Linked DNA regions of Homo sapiens: region 1 is linked to region 2. Evidence: chromatin loops called from intact Hi-C (ENCODE). Cell type or tissue: HepG2. All regions are shown on one strand. Each heading gives the region's core, and the rest is flanking DNA. Links, peaks and the distances in the headings are about the cores only.

The links. A loop is a pair of places that touch in the nucleus more often than their neighbours do. Peaks named below come from ENCODE experiments on the same cell type or tissue, not always from the same donor. Only the 100,000 strongest peaks of a DNase experiment are listed, where the experiment ranks them.
Region 1: a loop joins it to region 2, with 13 times the contacts of the local background. A loop is called at or near these places in 76 of 110 quality-filtered maps.

What each region holds. Positions count from the first base shown.
Region 1 is chr5:135,924,662-135,936,272 of GRCh38, reverse strand. It overlaps the pseudogene FBXL21P. Among named protein-coding and RNA genes, the nearest start is that of LECT2, 25 kb to the left of the region's middle. In HepG2, for the core only: CTCF peaks have their summits at 5,637 (motif pointing right) and 6,133; a DNase peak (open chromatin) is centred at 6,092; H3K4me3 peaks cover 2,312 bases; H3K27me3 peaks cover 410 bases.
Region 2 is chr5:136,055,922-136,065,756 of GRCh38, reverse strand. TGFBI (transforming growth factor beta induced) reads right to left here. Exons shown (of 17, transcript NM_000358.3): 12 at 8,962-9,092; 13 at 6,543-6,667; 14 at 4,821-4,923; 15 at 4,178-4,257; 16 at 3,070-3,094; 17 at 1,939-2,571. The coding sequence ends at 2,531. Among named protein-coding and RNA genes, the nearest start is that of TGFBI, 32 kb to the right of the region's middle. RefSeq lists a silencer at 2,980-3,079. In HepG2, for the core only: CTCF peaks have their summits at 1,018, 3,014 (motif pointing right) and 7,542 (motif pointing right); DNase peaks (open chromatin) are centred at 3,016 and 7,076.

The DNA of each region.
Region 1 (11,611 bases), core at 2,026-10,025, 130 kb after region 2:
GAGGCTTCCAGGAGGAAATGTCCAAGGAAGCAGTGTATGTCCCAAGTTTTTTTTTTCCTAGTCAATTATTGTATTTTATCTCTTTCAAAGAAGGAAGTATCACATTGCGATTGTCCTTAAAAAAAAAAAAAAACATGGGAGGTCTGGGAGATAGTAAAACACAATTAAAAGCATAGGTCTAGATAAGTCCCTACTCTGCTACTTACTAACCATATGATCTTGTCAGAACAAATTACTCTAAGCCTCAGTTTCCTCATCTCCAACAAGAAAAGTACCTATATGATCATTGTGAGTATTAAAGTGCCAGCAGATAGTTTAGTTGCAGTCTGTGTTGCTATATTAAATTGTCCAGTGCAGTTTTCTGAACTGTTTTCATTACTTAAGTCAAAGCACAATTCTAACAAAAACTCAAATGATCTGCAACAATTTTCAGACGACAGCCAGGACACAGGAGCTCAGAGAAGTTAGATATGGCAGGGACAAAGTCTTAGTTCAAGCAACACACCTGATCCTCTCCAGTAAAGCAGACAGGGAATGAGCATTCTTACCCTCCAAACAGAAATGATGAATCTCTAGGTATTAGCCAGCTTGGGACGCAATTAAGTTCCAGCAAATTTGAAGTCCAGATACGTCCAAGTATATATGGTCATCTTGTACGTATATTTTATGTAAGAATACAAAGTATTTTAAGTATACAATTATTTGAAAGGCAAAATAATGGTAAGAGTGGTTCTGAACTTTATTGAACTTTGGTTAACTATATAACCCTCCTTTAACCCCTGCAATGTTAGGAATGTACACATGAAAGATTCAGTGTCATAATTGAAACATACCTTGAAATCTAATAAAATATTTATGTGATAGGTAAATATCTCTGTCTTGTGATTCACTCTGTCTGATGTGACACATTTCTTAAGCACAACATAGAGTTGGATCCCAGAAGCAGGAATGACCTATAAAGTCATTGAACAAAATGAAAAATCATCTTTAGGGTTTGGAAAATTGAAATGAAAAGCAAAAATAGTTACAAAGCTGCATCTCAAGCATCAGGCAAAAGAGCTACTACACACATTTCAGTCTGACTAAACCAGTTACATGCATGACTTAGGCCCTGTCCAGCAGTACTACGTAGACTATGTGAAACTGCTGACTACCAAGAATTCAAAGCATGTGCTATTTTAAAAGGCCCGATCTACTACTCTTCAATGCTAACTCCTTAATGCTGTAAGGTACAAGAACAGATGCTGGATTCTAAACTCTGATGTGGAGCACAGTCATTGACATTTTGCTTGCAACCGTTTCATTTGGAAATCAACAAAATGGATAAATTTTCACTAAGTTTTTATAAAGAAGTTACCCTTAATAGAATCCTTTACTTGAAAACCAGTGATGCTAACATAAAACAAAGACATCACTCAAATGCCAGGTTAGAAAACTACCTTGCAGTCCTTAACAGAGGGACTGTGCTATATATTAAATCTCATTGTATGTGGCATGGATTGTTAAAATTATTTAATGATATCATTAAATTGCCAATTCACTGATAGTAGAATTGCAATAAGTAATTTAAGGTATTATATTAATACCAGTAACTTGTTAAAAATAATATTTTAATTTTTTTTAAGTTGTGTAATCTTCCGAGCATAAAGATTATGCTCATCCACAAATCAAACACTTCATATGATTTTATAGCTATGTACATTGTAAAATATATTTTAGACAAATTGATCTTTATTAGCTTGAAAACGTTAATCTAAACATTCTAGCTTAAAGATATGTGACCATTTAAAAAGTCGATCATTTCTTTTTCAAGCTTTTCTTACCTAAGGAAGGCTTCCAGATTAGAGTTCACTCTGAACCATGAAACGAAGCAATGGTTGCCGTGGGGTACTCACCAACCTCCATTTGATTTCACTTCCTATCTTGGTGAAATACCACAAAAACACATTCATCAGAATACATAAATAAACATTCAATAATTTCTATGCTTAGGCTCTTTATATATCACTCTATATATTGAAGGATTTTGTTAGAAATTATTGATTCTGAAACTATTTTTTGTTGTTGTTCATTGATGAAACCTTGTCTCTACTAAAAATACAAAAATTAGCCAGGCATAGCGGCGGGTGCCTGTAGTCCCAGCTACTTGGGAGGCTGAGGCAGGAGAATGGAGTGAACCCGGGAGGCGGAGCTTGCAGTGAGCAGAGATTGCACCACTGCACGCCAGCCTGGGTGACAGAGCGAGACTCCGTATCAAAGAAAAAAAAAAAAAAACCACGCAAAAAAACCTAGCCCTGCCGGGCGTGGTGGCTCACATCTGTAATCCCAACACTTTGCGAGGCCGAGGCAGGTGCACCATTTGAGGTCAGGAGTTCAAGACCAGCCTGGCCAACATGGTGAAACCCCATTTCTAAAATTAAAAAAACTTTTTAAAATTTTTTAAAATACAAAAATACAAAAATTAGCTGAGTGTTAGTGGCGCATGCCTGTAATCCCAGCTACTTGGGAGGCTGAGGCAGGAAGGCAGCGGTTGCGGTGAGCTGAGATCACACCACTGCACTCCAGTCTGGGCAACAGAGTGAGACCCTGTCTTAAAAACAAAAACAAAACAAAGTAAAACAAAACAAAAACAAAACAAATTCCAAAAAATTAGCATGGTTAGTGGAAATCTTGTTATGATTCCCAGGAATTATTCTTGAGGCTTTACCAAGGCTATGGATCAAAGAGTGAATGGACTCTGAGAATCTGTATTTTAATTAATGTCTATAGAGAGATACTACAAAAAATGTGAGGGAATTCATGACTACAATTATCTGTTTACAGGCTGTGTAAATCTTCCAGTTCCAGATTTTAGTAGCACATAATACCACCACAGTTATAGTAAAGAGGCAGACATGAGTGATTTTTATTATTTTATCATTCCCATATGAATATAGTTGGACTAGTCTGCTGTTAATAGAATATATGCTTCATATTTAAAAATCATTTCATATATATTGATAGAGATGGCATTGATTCAGTCATACTCTTTGAGGTTTGCCAAATTTCAGGAAAATGACTTGTCAGAGCTAGCAGGAAAGTCTATGGAAACTGAAGAAAATAGTAATATAGGTCTACAGCAGGATAAAACTCACACCCTTGGCATCATGAATAAATGTCGTAAGGTAAACATAAATAAATACATTCTACTACTTTTGTAAACCAAACTCAACTACACAGAGGAGTTAAACATGGCAACCTATTAATTTACTAAACAGTTCCCTTAAACCTCTACTGTCTACCCCCTGTTAATTTTCCATTTCTCTCTGAATCCAACTCCTAAAGCAGAACTGGGGAGGACAGGCTAGGGGAATGTATTTGAGCTCACGATCTACCATTTGATTTCCTCACTGCCACCAGCTGTTACACTGTTTTCCAGATAATGTCACGGTTGGCTGTCCTTCCTTTATTCCAGATGTAGAGGGAAAGGAACTCCAGGGCACACTTTCAGTGAAACACCAAAAATAAAAGACAAGTCGAGTTACTAGTTAACTCAAATCAGATGACACACAATTTTATTTACTGCAGAAACTTTTCTCCTGAGTTACACTTATGGCTAATTTCTGTGCCAATAGGCCATTCTTCATGTGAGAATACTGACATAATACTGACATATCAATAGGGAGTTGCTACCCAAGACCAGTAAGAAGATGGTGCACCACTACCTATCTCAGATCAGTTCACTGAAGTCTTCCGAATCAGATGAATTACTTCCCTGGTTGCTGAAGGAACATGATGGCTCTCATAGTCACGAGAATTTTGAGGACAGGTAGGGAACAAAACCAGAATACAGGACTCCATCAAGTGATAAGCCATTCTTCCAAAAAGGGAGAAAAGAGCAAGCTGGACACGGATCTTCAGCACAATTCCAGAGTATGAAACAAGTTTATTAGCATTGAGGAGCTCCACTAACCACCTTAACTCAAATGCCTTTTTTGATGTGTTTTCTAATTTGGTAGATCAGGTGACTACGTGAATGGGATCCTCTAGAAGTATCTAAGAGATTGCCACAGTATTCTTGAGGGCAAGATTATCAAAGAAGATGAGATGAAGACTGTCTGAACATCCACAGCCAACTCACTAAAGGCCATGGAAGCAGCTCTCTTCTGCACCATCACTAGGTTCTTCCAGATTGGTGAAATGAATACCCAGAAGTGACTTTCAACAGTTTCAAGTTTTCAGTGATCACAACAATAGAAATAATAGGTGAATACCACAGATAACAGAACATAGATGCAAAATTATCTGAAAAGGGTGGACAAATTTGTTGGGAGCAGCAAAAGTAAAGGGAAATAATTATTAAATGTCCTTTATTTAATCTCCTTCCTAAAGTTTCATGATAAGCAATCAGATTGTTGCCCCAGGCAGACGGTCCGTGTTAAGGAGCCTGGAATCCTACTCACCAGTGCAAGGGCAGGGGAAGCATGGCCTGGACAGGAGGGCTGAAGCCTCGCGCTCCAAAACACGTAAAAACACACAGTTTTCCAACAAAAGAATGGAGCAACACCTCTTTCTACTAAATATAATCCAAGCAAAGGACAAAACATAATTTGTTGGAGACGTTGTCAAACAGATTTATGTACTTTGCAGCCCATAAGACTCTAAGTTCCCTTCTAAGTCTAAAAGTTACAATTCTTTTTAAAATATCAAATCAAATAAAAATATCACCGAGATATTAAGGAGACAAAACATGAAAAATATTTATGTCAAATATTTCCTAAAGCAGTGGTTGCCATCTTTGCAGTGTTCTGGCATTTTGTCACTGGTTTAGCAATTTTCTACACTCAAGTCTCTCTGTGGTACTAGGACATATCTACTTAAAAAGAAAATTTTTACTTCCTAATAAACATAATATGTATGCTTATTTTTAAATAAATCATATGAAAACTGAAGTTTTCCAAATATATGTAGATTGAAAACACCTTTGGAGACGCAAGGGACAAAGCTGAACTGGGCAGTTTGTGAAAATCCCTGAATGGGGGGCGCCTAGGGCATCTGTTTCTCTCTCCACATCGACCCCAAAGTCGCGTCTCTCCGACTCTGGAAGCGAAAAGCGAGCGGACAGCAAGCCAGGCCCTCCGCGGGGAGGCCTTCCGAGCCAGGGAGAGCCCGCCTCCGGATGGGCATTCTAAGGGGGCTAACAACGAACACAGGTGTTTCCAGAAATCATTTCTGCAAGATTTTTCTGGGAGAAAACAATCATCATTTCTTATTCAATTTATCTTGGAAGCGTCTTAAAAGGCACACTCGCCAAAGACAAAGACGGTACACCTTAAAGCGCACAGGTGAGCGCTTTCAGCTCGCCAGAAGGCTACTTTTTGACATTTGTGGCAACTATAAACTCCGGTGAACTTAACTGCAAGCAGTCATGCAAAAAGCAACCTCGGGTAGCACTGATCACTGGACGAACGCCGCCCTTTCTAGGCTCACTCCACCGAAGAGCCAGACGCGCGGCTCATGGGGTGGCCGGGTGGGCGCCCGGCACTGCAGAAACCCAGCCCAGCGAGAAAGCGGACGCCCGGGGGCTGCGAGTCCTCACTGGCGGCCCGAGCCAGGCCCCGCTCACCCCGGCTTCGGGGGCGGCCGGGCCCGGGCCGCGGGAGGGGTCGCTCCAGGGGGCGCTCAGCCGCCCGAGACCGCCCCGACGTGGCCCAGGGCGCGAGCGCACGCCTCCCGGGCCCAAAGAGCGAGCCCATTCCGCCCCACGTCGCCACCGCCGGCGGTGCCCCCGCGACACCCGAAAAATGTGCTACCTTTAAAGGGTTTCCGCGCGTGCTCAGCGTTCGCGGGCCGGGCCAAGGTGCTGGAGTCCGGCCGTCCGGTCGGCGCAGGAACACGCCCGAGCGAGGCCGGCTCCGCGCACTGGAGGCACAGGAGCGCCTAGGCACGGGGGTCCGCGCAGACCGCAGCCGCCCAAGGCCCCGCCCCGCCTGGCCCCGCCTCGCGCCCGCTCCTCAAAGGCCGCCTCCCCCAGCAGGCCGCGGCGATGGCGCCCACCTGGCGCAGCACCAAGTCACGCACGGCGATCTGAGACCCCAGCCGCTCCTCCCGCAGGGGCGGCGGTTCCGGGAGCGCCCCTTAGGTGGCATGTGGGAGGCTTCCTGCCTGCTGGTCTTCAGCTAATTCCCCGTGGCCACCTGCCTGTGACTCCACACAGGCATGAGCCAACGCTTGTGGTTTCTGGGACTTACTCCCGATGAAGGGCGCCCCTTTATCAATGCACAAATGCAATGGGGTTTCGTTCTTGTTGCCCAGGCTGGAGTGCAATGGCGCAATATTGGCTCACTGCAACCTCTGCCTCCTGGGCTCAAGCGATTCTCCTGCCTCAGCCTCCCAAATAGCTGGGATTACAGGCATGCACCACCATGTCTGGCTAATTTTGTATTTCTAGTAGAGACTGGGTTTCTCTATGTTGGTCAGGCTGGTCTCAAACTCCTGACCTCAGGTGATCCGCCTGCCTTGGCCTCCCAAAGTGCTGGGATTACAGGCATGAGCCACCGTGTCCGGCCTCATTTTCTTTTCTTTCTTTCTTTCTTTCTTTCTTTTTTTTTTTTTTTTTTTTTTTTTTTTTTGAGGTGGAGTCTCGCTCTGTCGCCAGCTGGAGTGCAGTGGCTTGATCTTGGCTCACTGCAAGCTCCGCCTCCTGGATTCAACAGATTCTCCCGCCTCAGCCTCCCGAATAGTTAGGATTACAGGCGTGCTCCACCATGCCCGGCTAAGTTTTTGTATTTTCAGTAGAGACGGGGTTTCACCATGTTGGCCAGGCTCGTCTTGAACTCCTGATCTCAAAGTGATCCACCTGCCTCAGCTTCCCAAAGTGCTGGGATTACAGGCATGAGCCACGGCTCCCGGCCCCAGCCTCATTTTCTTAATGGTGTCTTTTGAAAAGCAGAAGTTTTGATTTTGATGAAATCCAGTTTATCAATTTGTTTTTTTATGGATCATTTGTTTGATGTTAAACTTAAGAAATGTTTGTCTAAGTCAAGGTCACAGTTTCTTTTATATTTTCTTCTACATGGTTTATAGATTTAGATTTTACATTTAGGTCTATGTTCTATTTGAGTTAATGTTTGTGTATGCTGCAAGATAGAAGTCAAGGTTTATTTTTTTCATGTGCAAGTTGTATCCAATTTACCTAGCACCAGTTGTTGAAAAGGCTACTCTTTTTCTCCATTAAATTGCCTTTGCACTTATGTGGGAAATCAGTTGTCCATGTATGTGTAGGTATATTTTCAGACCCTCTGTTCTATTTCGTTAATATATTTTCCCATCTTTACACCAATATCGCACCGTCTTGATTTCTGTAGCTTTATAACAAGTACTTGTATTGAAATCACATAGTTTTAGCCCTCTAACTTGTTCTTCAAAATTGTTTTGTCTATTTTGTCTATTCTAGATTCTTTACATTCCTGTATGATTTTTTTAGAACAAGCTTGTCAATATCTACAAAAATATTGCTGGGATTTTACTGAAGATTGCCTTGAATCTAGAAATCAACTTAGGGAGTATTGGCATCTTTACAATGTTGTGTCTTCGATAAACATGATTGATATAGCGCTCTATTTACTTAGGTCTTCTTTAATTTCTCTCAACAACATTTGCAGTTTTCAGGGTATAAGTCTTACACACATTTTGTCAGGACTATTCTTAGATATTTCATAGTTTTTAAATGTTATGGTAAATAGTATTGTTTTTTAAATTTTAATTTCTATTTGTTTGTTGCCAGTATGAAGACATGCAATTGATTTTTTATATTGGTCTTGTATCCTACAACCTTGCTAAAATCACTTGTCAGTTTTATTAATAGAAATTTTTATTAGAATTTAGTATATTCCATTGGATTTTCTACATAGACAGTCATGTTGTGTGCGAACAAAGACAGTTTTTCTTTCAATATAAAATGCATTTTTATTTTTTTCTTTCCCCATTGCACTATATTGCCGGTACAGTGTTAAATAATTAACATTAATAAAGAGATATATCAATGACATTCATTGGTTTGAAGACTCCGTATTTTTAAGATGTGAATTCTCCCCAAACTGATTTCTACATCAAGGTGAGAACAGACACTTTTGTCTTGTTCCTCATCTAAGAGGGAAAGTGCTTCATCTTTAATCATTGACATATTGCATGGATGTGCATATTGCATAGATGCTCTTCATCAGATTGAGGAACTTCCGTTTTATTCCTCCTTTGCTGAGAATTTTTAGATGAAGAATGGATGTTAGATTTTATGAAGTACTTGTGTGTGTCAATTGAAATAATCTTATTGTTTTCCTTTTTAGTTTATTAAAATGATGGACTACATTGACTGATCTTCAAAAGTTAAACCAACCTTGCATTTCTGGCAAAAGACTTATTTTATCATAATTTATTATCCTTTTTACCTATTGTTTGAGTCAATTTCCTAAAATTTTGTTTAGAATTTCTGCATCTAGGTTCATGGGGGATATTAGATTGTACTTTTCTTTTTTAGTAATATCTTTGTAAAATGTTGATATCAAGTAATACAAGCCTCATAAAGCAAGCTGAGAAGTATTTCCTCCTATTCAATTCTGGAAGAGTCTATATAGAAATGGTATTATTTATTCTGAAATGTTTGGTTGAATTCACCAATAAAGCCATCTGGGTCTGGAGTTTATTTTGTGGGAAGGCTTTTAACCAGAAATTCAATTACTTTAATAAATTTAGGGCTATTTCTTCTATTAGGTTAGTTTATCTATTTCTTCTTAAAGGAGCTTTGGTAGTTTACATCTTTAAATAAATCTATCCATTTCATCTGGATTGTTAAATTGATAGACATAATATTGTTTATAATATTCTCTTATTATTCTTCTAATGTCTGTAGTATCTATAATGATGTCACTCTCTCATTCCTGATGTTGGTCATTTGTATCTACACTATTTTTTATCTCATCAGTCTGGTTTAAGGATTATCAATTTTATTGATCTTCTCCAAGAACCAGCCTTTGGTTTAATTAATTTTCTCTATTATTTTTCCTGTTTTATATTGCATTGGTTTCTGCTGTCATCTTTATTTCCTTTCTTTTGAATTTAAATTGCTATTTATTTTCTAGTTTCTCAGGGTAGAATCTGAGTTCATTGATTTGAGACCTTTCTTCTGTTCTAACATAGGCTTGCAGTGCCATAAATATACCCATAAGTACTGCTTTAGCAGCATATTGTCAACTCCTAAACTCAGGGTGTCCACTAAACTTAGTCTGGATTCCCCCTCTCTGTGTAGCAGACTAGACATTCTTTTAAGGCAATAAAATAAGGGTAATCATAGGACTTATCTCATTTATTTCTTATCTCTTGGAGATCTTTGTCTTTTGTTGCCTGATATCTTGTTTCTCAAAAGTGTTGGGGCTCTGAAAATGACTCCAAAGCGAAGACCTTAGAAGCAGCCTCAAAAGCAAAGTTTCTCTCTGATCTTTTGCCCTTCTATCTCTCACCCCTCATTCTTCCCTGAGGCAAACCATAGAAACTAGAATTCCTCTTCCCCAAGGTAGGTCATAGAAACCAGAACCCTTTTCCCCCAAAGCCAGCCGTAAAACCTAAAAGTGTTGCTCTAACCTTCCTCTGCCTTTTTGGGTAACAGCTGGCTATAAAGAAATTAAGATTCCAGAAGGGTCCTACCCTATACCCAGGAGGAAGAAATGCTACAATATTTCTTCCTCAGGAAGAACCTAATCAGACAGACCTTGCTAGGTTTTTCCCAATCAGCCTATTACCATTAGCTCATAGCCTTTTGTTCATCTAATTACATTTCTATACACTGTCCCTGCTTCATCAAACCTAAACAAAAATCAGATAGCTCCCCTGTATCTTTGGGTCTTCGTTCTGAAGATTCCCATATCACATAAAGCTATGATCAAATAACTTTGTTATGCTTTTCTCTTGTTAACCTGTTGTCATAGGGATGTTGGCTGTGACCTATATAATGATGAGGAGGAAAAAAATCATTCCCTTTCTATTCCTACAAAAGTCATTGTTTCAAATACTTTGTGTGTTTTTGTTGTTGTTGTTGTTGATTTTGTTCTTTGGTTGTTTTGTCCCGGTTTTGTTTTTTTGTTCTTTTATGCAGAGAGGGAATTTATTCCCTATTTCTCTATCTTGGTTGTAATGAGAAATCTCTTCCTCACTTAGTAATGGCCAAATGAGCAATCCCCTTATATGGAAACATTGCAATTCTTTAACCTTCTTCTATTGCTGAACATTTAGTTTTTACTATTATAAAGTAGGCTGTGAAAATCCTGTATCTTGGTGCATTTCTGTGAATATTACTGAAGAATTTTTCTAGAATTTCAATTATTAGTATAAATATGTTGGATTTTGATGGAAAGAGCCATATCTAAAATGATGTCGGTCAGATAATTATGATATACTTTACAATACAGGAATACACAATATGCCATTTGTGATACAAAAAAGAACATCTCTGTATAGTCCTTTCAAAGAAAATATTATTATTAAGCTTTGAGCAAACAAAGATTTTGGTTGTTTAAGTCAGAATAGGCTAGGTTATGCTGAAATAACAAACACCTGTGATTTAATGCAAAAAAAAGTTTATTTCTCAGTCATGCTACACTTCTATCACACTTCAGCTAGAAGCTGTCATCCCTGTTGTGTTCATTCTGAGACCAAGGACGTTAGAGCAGCCACTGTCTGGAAAATAGTCTGTGACCATGGGAAAGAGACACTGAGGTACATACACTGCACCTTAACTTCTAACTGTATGTCAATTCTGTTCTTACTTCATTGGCCAAAGCTAGCTAAAATGGCAACACCTAACTTAAGTTAGGTAAAGAAGTGCAGTCCTACCTTATGCCTGGAAGAAGAAACCTGGAATGTTTGGGAACATCTGTACTGACTGTTACAAGTAAAATTGTGCAACAAAAATCACATCAAAAATATTTTCACACATAAAAAGATGTCTCTGTTTTGGTGGGGGGGGGTGGGATGGGAGGGTGGAGGGGGAGTGCATGTTGGACATTTCTGGGAAACCCTCAAGACAGCTTTAACTTCTGACACCAACTTCAGAGCTTGTGGATTCTCAAGATCAACCTCAAATGTGATAATTTGTCAGAAGGACTCACAGAACTCATGGAAAGCTGTTATATTCATGGTTGTAGTTTATTACAGTGAAAGGATACAGATTAAAATAATCAAAGGAAAGAGAGGCATGGAGAAGAATGCAAAAAAAAAAAAATCCATATGTAGAGCTTCCAAGTGTCCTCTTCCAGTGAAATCATGAGCAGTGCTAAATTTCTCCAGGCAACAATGTATAGCAATACACAACAGAGTACTGTCAATCAGGGAAGCTCTTTCATGTTTTGGTTGGAGTTTGGTCACATAGACATGGTTGACTGCCTGTGTGTGGTTGCTCTTTAGTTTCCAGCCTTCCCCACCCCTGAGGTCAAGGTGATATCACGTAGCCCAAAACCTCCACCATAAACTACATTATTAGACTGTCCCATGTGGCCCGAGGTTCCCAGGTAAACAAAGACACTCCTATCAGGTAAGACACTCCAAGGACTAAGAGATCACCTCCTAGGAGCTAAATGCAAAA
Region 2 (9,835 bases), core at 1-8,000:
CTTAGCCCGAGTCTTCATGAGAAAAGAAGGGGTATGGATGGTTAGGAACCAAAAAAGGGAATCTGACCTTCTTTGGTGGGAGGGGAAGGCTGCGCCTTGTCCTCAACCACAGGGAGGATTTCTCTCCAGGGAGAGTTTGGAGCATAGAGTGGAGCCCACATTACTAGGGGGTGGGGCAAAGTCAGGGCAGGGAGTGGCAGGGACAAATGAAGGGGAGAACTGGAAACACACATCTTAGTGTTTGGCATTTATAATGGATCCTGTAGTGATTTTTACTTTAAATTTAAGGGTCTTTAAAACTTATGCTGATCACCTCTTTGGTTTCCGAGGTCATCTTGGTAAAGTGCAGTGTGTGTATTTTAGGTGCTCAAAGTGAAGCATAGCATAGGATACCCAGCATGAGCAAGGCCCTCACTAGCCGCCCAAGCCCGCATGGCTGCAGGGGAGGTGGGAACAGCAGGACAGAGCTATGGGAGAGTGACGGGAACTGAATTCACACCCAAGGTTAAGCCTTACCTCTCAGGACACCTTCTCCCTTGGTCCCCTAGCCTGATGCCTTCACCTTCAGGTAAGTTCCTTCCATTCCTCTCATCTCTTCCCACTTCTGGGAGCTCCTGGGCATTCCTGCTTCCAAATCCTTCATTATCTGTCACAGAACCACAGTGCTATCCTCAGAGTCACTAAGAACACACAGGCTGTAGTGCCATTATCTGGTTGACAATTCTCTTCCCCCCCATCAGTAGAGAAGCCTCATGAGAATGACATGTCTATTCCCCAGGGTCTAACATGGGGGTGCACATAGGTAGCCCTCAACAAATATTTGTGGAACCAATGGATGAATGATTTTAATGGATTGATGTCATATCTCTCTTTCCTCAGACTGGAAGCTATTTAAGAGAGGGCCTCTGTCTGCCACTACCATTGCTGTATTCCCAGCAGCAGTGGACTGACCAGCAGTAGTGCTGGGGATATATCTTTGGGTCATTGGTTCCATGAAGTGAAATGAGCTCCGCCTGCTGGAGTGAATCAGCCTTGGCAGAGATGGGTGTGGGTGGGAAGGAGGTCTGTCCCATTCTCTAGGAAAGTGGGCCAGCCCACCTGTGGGAAAGACACAAATAAAGGCTCTCTGGCGCATTGATCCTGAGCAGTCCCAGACGGCAGGATAAAAATAAGGCCACCTAATGTTGTACCAAGCATTTTATATAGATCATCTCATTTCATCCTCACGATGGACCCATGAAGTAGATGTGACGGTCATCTCCCTATTACAGAAGAGGAGACCCTGGGAGGTCACATGACTGGCCCCAGGCCACACAGGTAGGGGGCAATGGCACCACAACCACATGATATCACCTCTCAGAGTCCTGAGGATATTCTAGATGCCAGAGATTACGGGAGCCGGGGAAGGAATCTGAATGTGGGTTGGCACAGAGGGGATGGGCCTGGAAAACCTGGACTTATGCTGTTGTCAGTGGTGGTCACTGAGAGTCAGGAGGTGTGAGTTCCAGTCCCAGCTCAGCTATTTTACGTGCTGCTGGTGGTTCTCCCTTCCCTGGGCCTTGGTCTCCTCATCTGCATAATGGGATTATGCTGGCAACCACTTCACAGGTTGGTGCTGAGGACTCAAAAGTCCAGCACACAGGCAGGGGATCACCATGCTGGAGGGAAGGTACTTCCAAGTAATAAGAGGAATAAAGTGCGGGGTGAAGGCAACACTGAAAACTTGAAACCCCAGGACCGGAGGAGGGTGAAATAAAAACCTGTTTGGCAAAGACAGGCTCAAACCCCCATGAGCTGTCTGGCTGTCTGAGGGCTGGCTGCTGGAATCTCCCCAAAACCATCCCTCGGGGCTCCTTTCTGAGCTTCTCCAGAGCAGAATTGAGGTGTGGAGGAGCATGACGGCCTCAGGTCAGCACACTGTACCATGCACACAGGACGTATGTTTCTTTGGTTTTATTATTACAAACACACCATGGCTCTGTCACAATAGGGAAATCTAAGCTCTACATACCATTTCTTTTCTACCTGGACAGGGCCCCATAAAAGCCTCCAAGCCACGTGTAGATGTGAGACACATTTGACAGAACATTTCAACTCATAGCTTATAATGATGCCATTTCTCCAGCTGTGCAAGGGCTTTACAAAAACTGTGCCAGGACTTCCCATGAGGCTGGATTGCTTGATTCATGTTTTATGAGCCCCACAATACTGAAGCTCCTTTTCCAGGGACTTGGCATAGGCAGTCAATTCCACATTTGGGATAGGTCCTCTCTGGAAGTGAATGTCAGGCAGTGACATCCAAGTTTCTGCATGCAGTGGGTTAACAGCCATGTTTAGGGGGAACATGATTTAAAAAGTACATCTCTCTCCCTCCTCCCCCACATGCACAAGGCTCACATCTCATTATGGTGCGGCCCATGTACATTAAAGTGTGATACTTGGTTTTGAAAACATTCAAACAGTCTCTGTGGAAATCTGAGAGAAATTGGCGGAGAGCTGCCGTGGTGCATTCCTCCTGTAGTGCTTCAAGCTAATGCTTCATCCTCTCTAATAACTTTTGATAGACAGGGGCTGAAAAAGAGAAGTTGGTAACGTCAAATAGGTGCAGATCTCCCCATGTCTGTCTAGGACACTGTCAGAATCTCAAGGACCAGGGCCAAGCAGCCTCCTTCTGCCATGCTCTCCTGCACATAGCAGGTGCTTTGTGGTTTGTGAAACTTCACTCTTTACTCAAGGCCCGATGTTCTGGTTTTCTGTACCTATCAACTTGGAACTAGATCCTCACCATGGGTTCCTGCCAAGCCCTTTGCAATATTCCCAGACTTCCTAAGCTGAAAACTCACCTTAACCCTAAAAGGTTGTTACTCTTATTATCCTCATCTTACAGAGAAGGAAATGGGGTGCTCTGGGTCTGACCCCAAGTCACCCTGCTGTTCTGACTCCAAAGGCCAGGCTTCTTTTACTGCACCATGATGTTCTTATCTATATACAGCAGATGGCAGGCTTGGGCTTGCTTGGGGGTAAGGCCTAAACAGGTCTGCAATGACTTCAAACCCAGACCAGACTCACCTAGTCGCACAGACCTCTGGGAAGCCTGAAAGAAAACACAAGGTGTCAGGTTTTCTAGTGAAAGTTATACCTGCAACTGCTTATGACAATGGCTTTGCCCATTGCCACCCCTACTCAGAAAAAATGCTGGGGCGAGGAAGAGGAAGGGGAAGGTGGAACTTATAGGCACCAGGGAGTTCCTCAGGTGGCCTTGGCAGACATAAGTTGTGCAAGCCCCTATCAAGTGTGCCTTCAGGTGGACATTCCTAGGAGACCCCCAAGCCAGGCTTTCCCACTGAGACTACAGCCTAGAGTTGAGGGAGCTGGGGCTGCACAGAGGTGGCCTCAGGAGTAGAAGCTCAGGGCCAAGAATCCTTCTCGAGGGCACTAAGGAGACCCCTGTGTACAAAAGTAAAGTGACACAGTAAGCTCCAGGCCTCTGGGTTTAGGATGGCTCCCTGCAGCCTCTCCTCTTGAAGTGCAATCTTTCTGTAAGGCACTTCACATTCCCAAGAGGCTCCACCTGACCCGAAGTAGCAAAAGAGCCAAGTGGGGCACTGAGCACTGGGCAAGCTGGGGAGCAGGAAAGGAAGCTCAGAAAGAGCCAGAGAGGGTTTGAGAGGGAGGTGGGGCTGGGGCAAGGAAGGGATGGCTCCACACACATAGCGAGCCCAGTATCCCTGTATCCAGAATACATACAGTGCCCAGGAGAGCCCCAGCCTCACCCAGGATGGGCAATGCCATGGACAGCAGAAGAGTGACCCAGAGGCCCCGGCTCAGGGCAGGCCTGGCCACTGTAAGATGAACTTGGGATGGGCTGCCCTCTTGGGCAGATGGCTTCCAGAGCTATGTCTGTTCTCTCCAGCAGTGACTTCCCCATGATCTGAGGCTCAGAGGCCTCGGTGTGAAAGCCTGCGCTTTGGCCCATGAAAGCCAGGGAGTTGCCTTGGTTCTTTACTCTGAATTTGACACAGGCTGGGGCTGAGGATGCCTCAGTGGGAGTGGGGAGAAGTTTTAAGAGAGCCCTGGGGAGCAGCCAAGGAAGACAGGGGCTGGAGAGGCTCCTCTATGGCCCAAACAGAGGACCTGAGGCTGCTCAGGCTAGGCGCAAACCTAGCAGGCATCTTACCCTGGAAAACGCTGATGCTTGTTTGAAGATCTCAAGCGCAGAGTCTGCAAGTTCATCCCCTCTTTCCTGAGGTCTGTTGGCTGAAGAGGAAAGAAAAGGCAGGTTTGACCAGAGTGAAACCATTAGCATGTCATTCATAACAACCGTGACTGAGGGGCACTGGTGGGCTTTCTGGCTCACATTTCCAAAGACATGTTTTCTCCATAATGTTTCATAACTCATGGTAGAACTTGGCCCATGGGGAGAGAGCACCAAGAAAGGTGAATGCACACATGAGGAGAGGCAGGACTGAGGTTCAACTGCACTGGAGGCAAGGAACATACACTGAGGTGAGATGCTGTAAGAGGAGTGCTGGGAATCGCGCGGACAGCATCCACGCGAATACAGAAAACTGGGCTGTGTCCGAGGGGAGCTAATATAGCTGGGCAACTCCGCAAAGAGCAATGTGTCCTCACATTCCTTAGTGTGGTGCATTCAAAACCAACAGCTCCCAATTCACTCTGCAATCAGTCACATAGGCACAGTTTAACTATCACAATTACATGTTATTCTCATCATTGTTTAGAACAGTTTTTCTTCTCTCCACCAACTGCCACATGAAGAAAAGGACTGGCTGCAGAGTCAGTGGGGATGCGACACTTACCTGGAGGCTGCAGAACATTGGTGATGACATGGACCACGCCATTTGTGGCCATGATGTCAGGCTCGGCAACAGGCTCCTTGTTGACACTCACCACATTGTTTTTCTAAAAGAAAAACAGAGTAGTGGTTGAAAGTAGAGCATTTATTTATACATTTATATATTTATTTTATTCATTCAGCAAGTGTTTACTGAACAGTTTTCGTTTTTTTCCTTGTTCTTTGTTTTTGAGATGGAGTTTCAATCTTGTCGCCCAGGCTGGAGTGCAGTGGCATGATCTCGACTCACTGCAACCTCCGCCTCCTGGGTTCAAGTGATTCTCCTGCCTCAGCCTCCAGAGTAGCTGTGATTACAGGCATGTGCCACCACGCCCAGCTAATTTTGTATTTTTAGTAGAGATGTGGTTTCACCACGTTGGCCAGGCTGGACTTGAACTCCTGACCTCAGATGATCCGCCCACTTTGGCCTCCCAAAGTGCTGGGATTACAGGCATGAGCCACTGCACCCGGCCTACTGAACACTTTTCATATGCCAAGTCCTGTGTTAGACTGGGGATACTCTGGTGAATGAAACAGTCCCTGCCCTTGACAGACCTTCAGTGTGGTGGATTAATTCAAATCTCCTGTGTGGATTTAGCACTTTGCAATTTACATAATGCTTTTTTGTGTGATCCACTCAGTCCTCACAGCAGTGTATGATAAGGAGAGTAGATATTATTGTCCCATTCCACAGAAGAGGAGACTGAGACTGAGACTGAAGACAGGCGAAGTGCCTCTTTTAAGCTAAGTAGGTGGAACAGCTGGAAATGGAAGACAGGCTTCCTGCTCTGGGCAAAAGGCTCTTTCCATTTTGCCTGGGTGCCTCACTTAAGATTTTCTCATAGGAGGCCCACCCAGGGCAAATCTATCTCAGGCCTTCCTGAAGGGCCATGTGACAAACTCAAGGGGGTAGGAGGCACAGAAGCCTGTGACAGACAGGACCCCAGCATCTGAAACCAGGTGCGAGGAGATTCTTGAATGACCTGCTAAAGTCAAACAAGTCATCCCCGTGCCTACCTCCCTACATGCATATCTTCCTATGCTCCTCGTGAGAAACTGGTGAGCAATGGATGGCTGAAGACCAAGAGAGAGGAGCAGAGAGTAGAAGCCAGCCACACACTGAAGAGCGGTCCCTCCACAGAGGGGTCAGTGGCCTCTGCAGGTGCAGCCAGGGAGATTTCTGGAGCTCGGCTGGCTATCTGCTTTAGGAACACTCTTAGTGCAGTTACAAAGTTATATCATCAATGTGCAGAGCAAGGGAAGGCTCACAGAGCAAGTGTCAGAACTCAAAAAGCCTCTTGGGATGGTCTGGTTCATGGTACAACTCAGTGAAGCCCTGGGTTTGGGGGGTGGGATGGTGTGAGTACAGACTGATCTCTTCAGTCACATAACTAGTTGCCTACAACCTCCTTAAGAGAAGGAAGATCTAATAGCCTCTCTCAGATGCCAAATCAGATGCTCTATTCCCTTGTAAATCTGGAAGTTCTTACTCATGTCTAACTATGATCTCACTTGATTTCCCTGAAGACCCTCTTCTCTTTTCTCTTTTTCTTTGGACGAATTACACTCAGAGATTCGGGCTGCAACTTGAAGGTTGTGTGTGTATAATTCCATCCTGGGGGTGAGATATGTCCTGGAGCCCTGCCCTGGGGAAATTTAGCCAGCCTTTGATTTGCAGGACACTTACCAAGCTGACTTCCAGCTTGTCACCTTGGAGAGACTTTAGCCGCACCAGGGCCCCGATGCCTCCGCTAACCAGGATTTCATCACCAATGTGGTATTTCAGGATGTTGGCAAGTTCCTTGGCATCTCCTGCAGGTTGCGGGAAAAGGAGATAGAGTTAATCCCAAGAATGGTAATTAGCCTGGTCAAGGAGGGCCCAGAGGAGAAGATGTAAGTGGTCACCCCTGAAATGAAGAACTCCCTGCCCAGGGAATAAGCACTTATTAAGCTCCCACTGTATACTCAACGTTGTGACCCACAATCTGTCTAATGGTCAGAGGACACAAAGCACATGTTCATGACCACAAATCTGCCCCAGCAGTCAGTTGGCCTCTGGGTTAAATATGCTGTCTGGGATGCTGGGCTCCCTGGCTGCTGAGAAGGAGTTAATCCATACTCCTCTGTGAGTATGACTCATGTTTCCATGAGATAAATATTTGCTTGGAAAGCCAGGGACCTTTCCAGCACCGGCATCTGGGACGTTTCATCATCAGCATGGCTCCTGACGGTTATAACACAGTAGTGCAATATTTACACATTCTGCCCTCAAATGCACATTCTGTTTGAGATGGCTATTTCCTGAAGGGAGAACTTAAAAGAGTAGACAGCTGTACTGTGGAGGAGCCATGGAGCCGATGAGGTCAGGGCTGAGGGGGATATTCCCTCCGCAGCATCTCTCCTCGTCACGTCTCAGCATTCCTTTCAGCCCACATCAGTGTCTCCAGCAACTGGGGCAGGCATCTGGTTGCCCATAAAGGTGCAGAGGCATTTCCCAAATTAAGTGTGGGAGGTCATTCCGAAAGTTTCCAGCTGCCCTCTCATCTCGGATACTCCCATTACCAGCCAAAGGGCTAAATTTCCCCAGGGCTTATGAACAGCTATTTCCAGCATCTTGAAACTGAGAAGGGAGGAAGTTTTAACTTATTTTGGAGAGTTCACTTGGTTATTGACAAATCCACATGCCTGCCAGAGGATGGAGCCACTGGGTACCAACTGATTTTCAAACATCCACAACCTGGAGCTGACAAGGTTCCCCTTCCACAAAATATTGCCTGGAAGTACAGAGCCACACCAGCCCCTGGGGTGCATGGGATGTCCTTTCAATATCTCTAACACCTGTACCAACCTCTAACACTCTCTGTCCCCCAGGGGTGCCTCAGGCCTGGGGGAGGGTGTGTTTGGGAAGCTTTTCCCATCCCCCTCCTCAACTCCCACATAATTGAAAACAAAAAGAAAGCCAAGCTGGCTCAGGCCACTTGGGGAATATTCCATTCTTGCTGGACAGAGAGAGGATGAAAAGTTTATGTTCAGAATGAACTTCTCCCCTCTCCTTAGGAACATACGTCAGCATCACAGACACAGGCATTCATTTAGCAATAAAGAAAATTAAACAGGACACGAATTCAACTTAGAGCTGCCTGCAACCTGAACTTTCTATTCTGCTCTAGAGCAGGAAGGGAGGTGTAGACAATGTGGGCCCCAAGGTTTGTCAAGGTCCTTCCTCTTCCTCCTCCTTTTCCTTGGTCTCATCTTTCTGTGAGAGTGGAAGCATCTCTCACAGGCATGCATCTGAGCTAAACACTGCAACTCCCATTCCTGCTCCCCCCGCCCCCATCGTCATGGCTATTACTGACCAGGCTGTCTGCCTGGCCCTGTGTGTGGCATCCTATTTAATCCTCCCAACACAGGCTGCAAGATACTCTTACCTTCCTCATTTTTCTTAGCCACCCGTAACCACTAGATCCCCTGCCAAACATCCTCAACTAGATCTCTCAGAGCCATGACTAACTTCTTGGGAAAGCTTTTGTCTGGAGGGATAGTCAGTGCAGGTAACTGGCTTTATTATCACTGTGCTCATAGGTCTCCAGTGGGAAACGTGCCTCAGTGACTGGGCTGGTCGCAGCCACCCTTAATTCTTTTCTACTCCTCTCTGCCCGGTTTCCTGCCCAGGAGGCTGAGCTCTATGAACTGCATCAGTGGGCTCCCTCCTGCTCTCGCATCAGCCAACAAGAGACCCAGATGGCAACTGTCTGAGAGGGAGGCTGGGGCGCTGAGTGGTCCCCCTTGCATGGTTCTGACAGTGGCTGGCTGCACATGGCTCTGGCTGCTGTTCTGTGCCCTTGTCCAAGGCTCATGACCTCCCTGGTTCCTGCTCTCATCCTCCCATTCCCCCAGGCCTAGGGGTAGTAAAGGCTTCCCAGGGTTGCTAGTCCCTGGTTGGCCTCATCCTTTGCTAGTTCCTTTAGTCCCGCCCACTCTTTCACTAATAGTCTTGTCATAAAATCCCTTCAAGTCAATCCTTGATGTGCCAACTGTTTGCTGCTGGGGCCCTGAGGGATCACTACTTTAGAAAAATGGAGACGTGTACTTAAGTTGGTCTTTACCCAAGAGTCTGCTCCGTTCTCTTGGTGGCAGGGCTCGGAAGGCTTCATTTGTGGGAGCAAAGACTGTGTAGACTCCTTCCCGGTTGAGGGTCTCCGTCAGTCCTGCAGACTGGATGGCAGCTACCAGCATGCTGTAGATACACACACAGAAAATGTCACCTGTCAACAGGTATTTTCCTTAAATACCTCACCACGCTGAGAGGTATTTTCCTTAAATACCTCACCACTGAGGATAGTAGAGTCCAGGCCACTGGAATGCACACACCTTGGTTTTCATGCCCTCCGTATGCACAAAGAGGGAGTGATTCCAGGCTCCAGCTCTCTCCACCCAGCAAAAATGCTAAGCTCTGTTAAATGGCCAGACGTCAGAGGCCACAGGAGAAAGGAGGGAAAAGAAAGGGCAGAGGTATGGCTGACCCAGAGACTAGCTGAGCCTCCAGGGATATGATTCTGGGAGGGCAGAGGGGTGTGGTCTCCAAGCCCTTGTGCAGGTGGCTGAAGTCAGTGACAGGGAAACATTCAATATGACAGCACCCCAAGGTGAATGAGCAAGTCAGAAATGGAGATAGCCGGGCAAGAAAACAAACTCACAAGGGTGCTTCAGTTGCAATAAACAGATACTGCGCAGAGAGTGAGAGGCTCATCGTGCACTGTAAACTATGTGCTCTTGGCTCACTTGGAGCTTTACAATGAGAGGGTGATGTTTTCCTTGCACTTCAGTCATAAAAATGTAGTCCCCCCTCCCTGCTTCCCATGCATGTGAAGATTACACTCTTAGAAGTAACCCTTCTTCCCAATGTAAGCTTTCAAGGCGACCCTTGCCTTTTCCCCATCCCAAGTCTGGAAGGTCGCAGCAGTGCACTGCTAGTGTTAA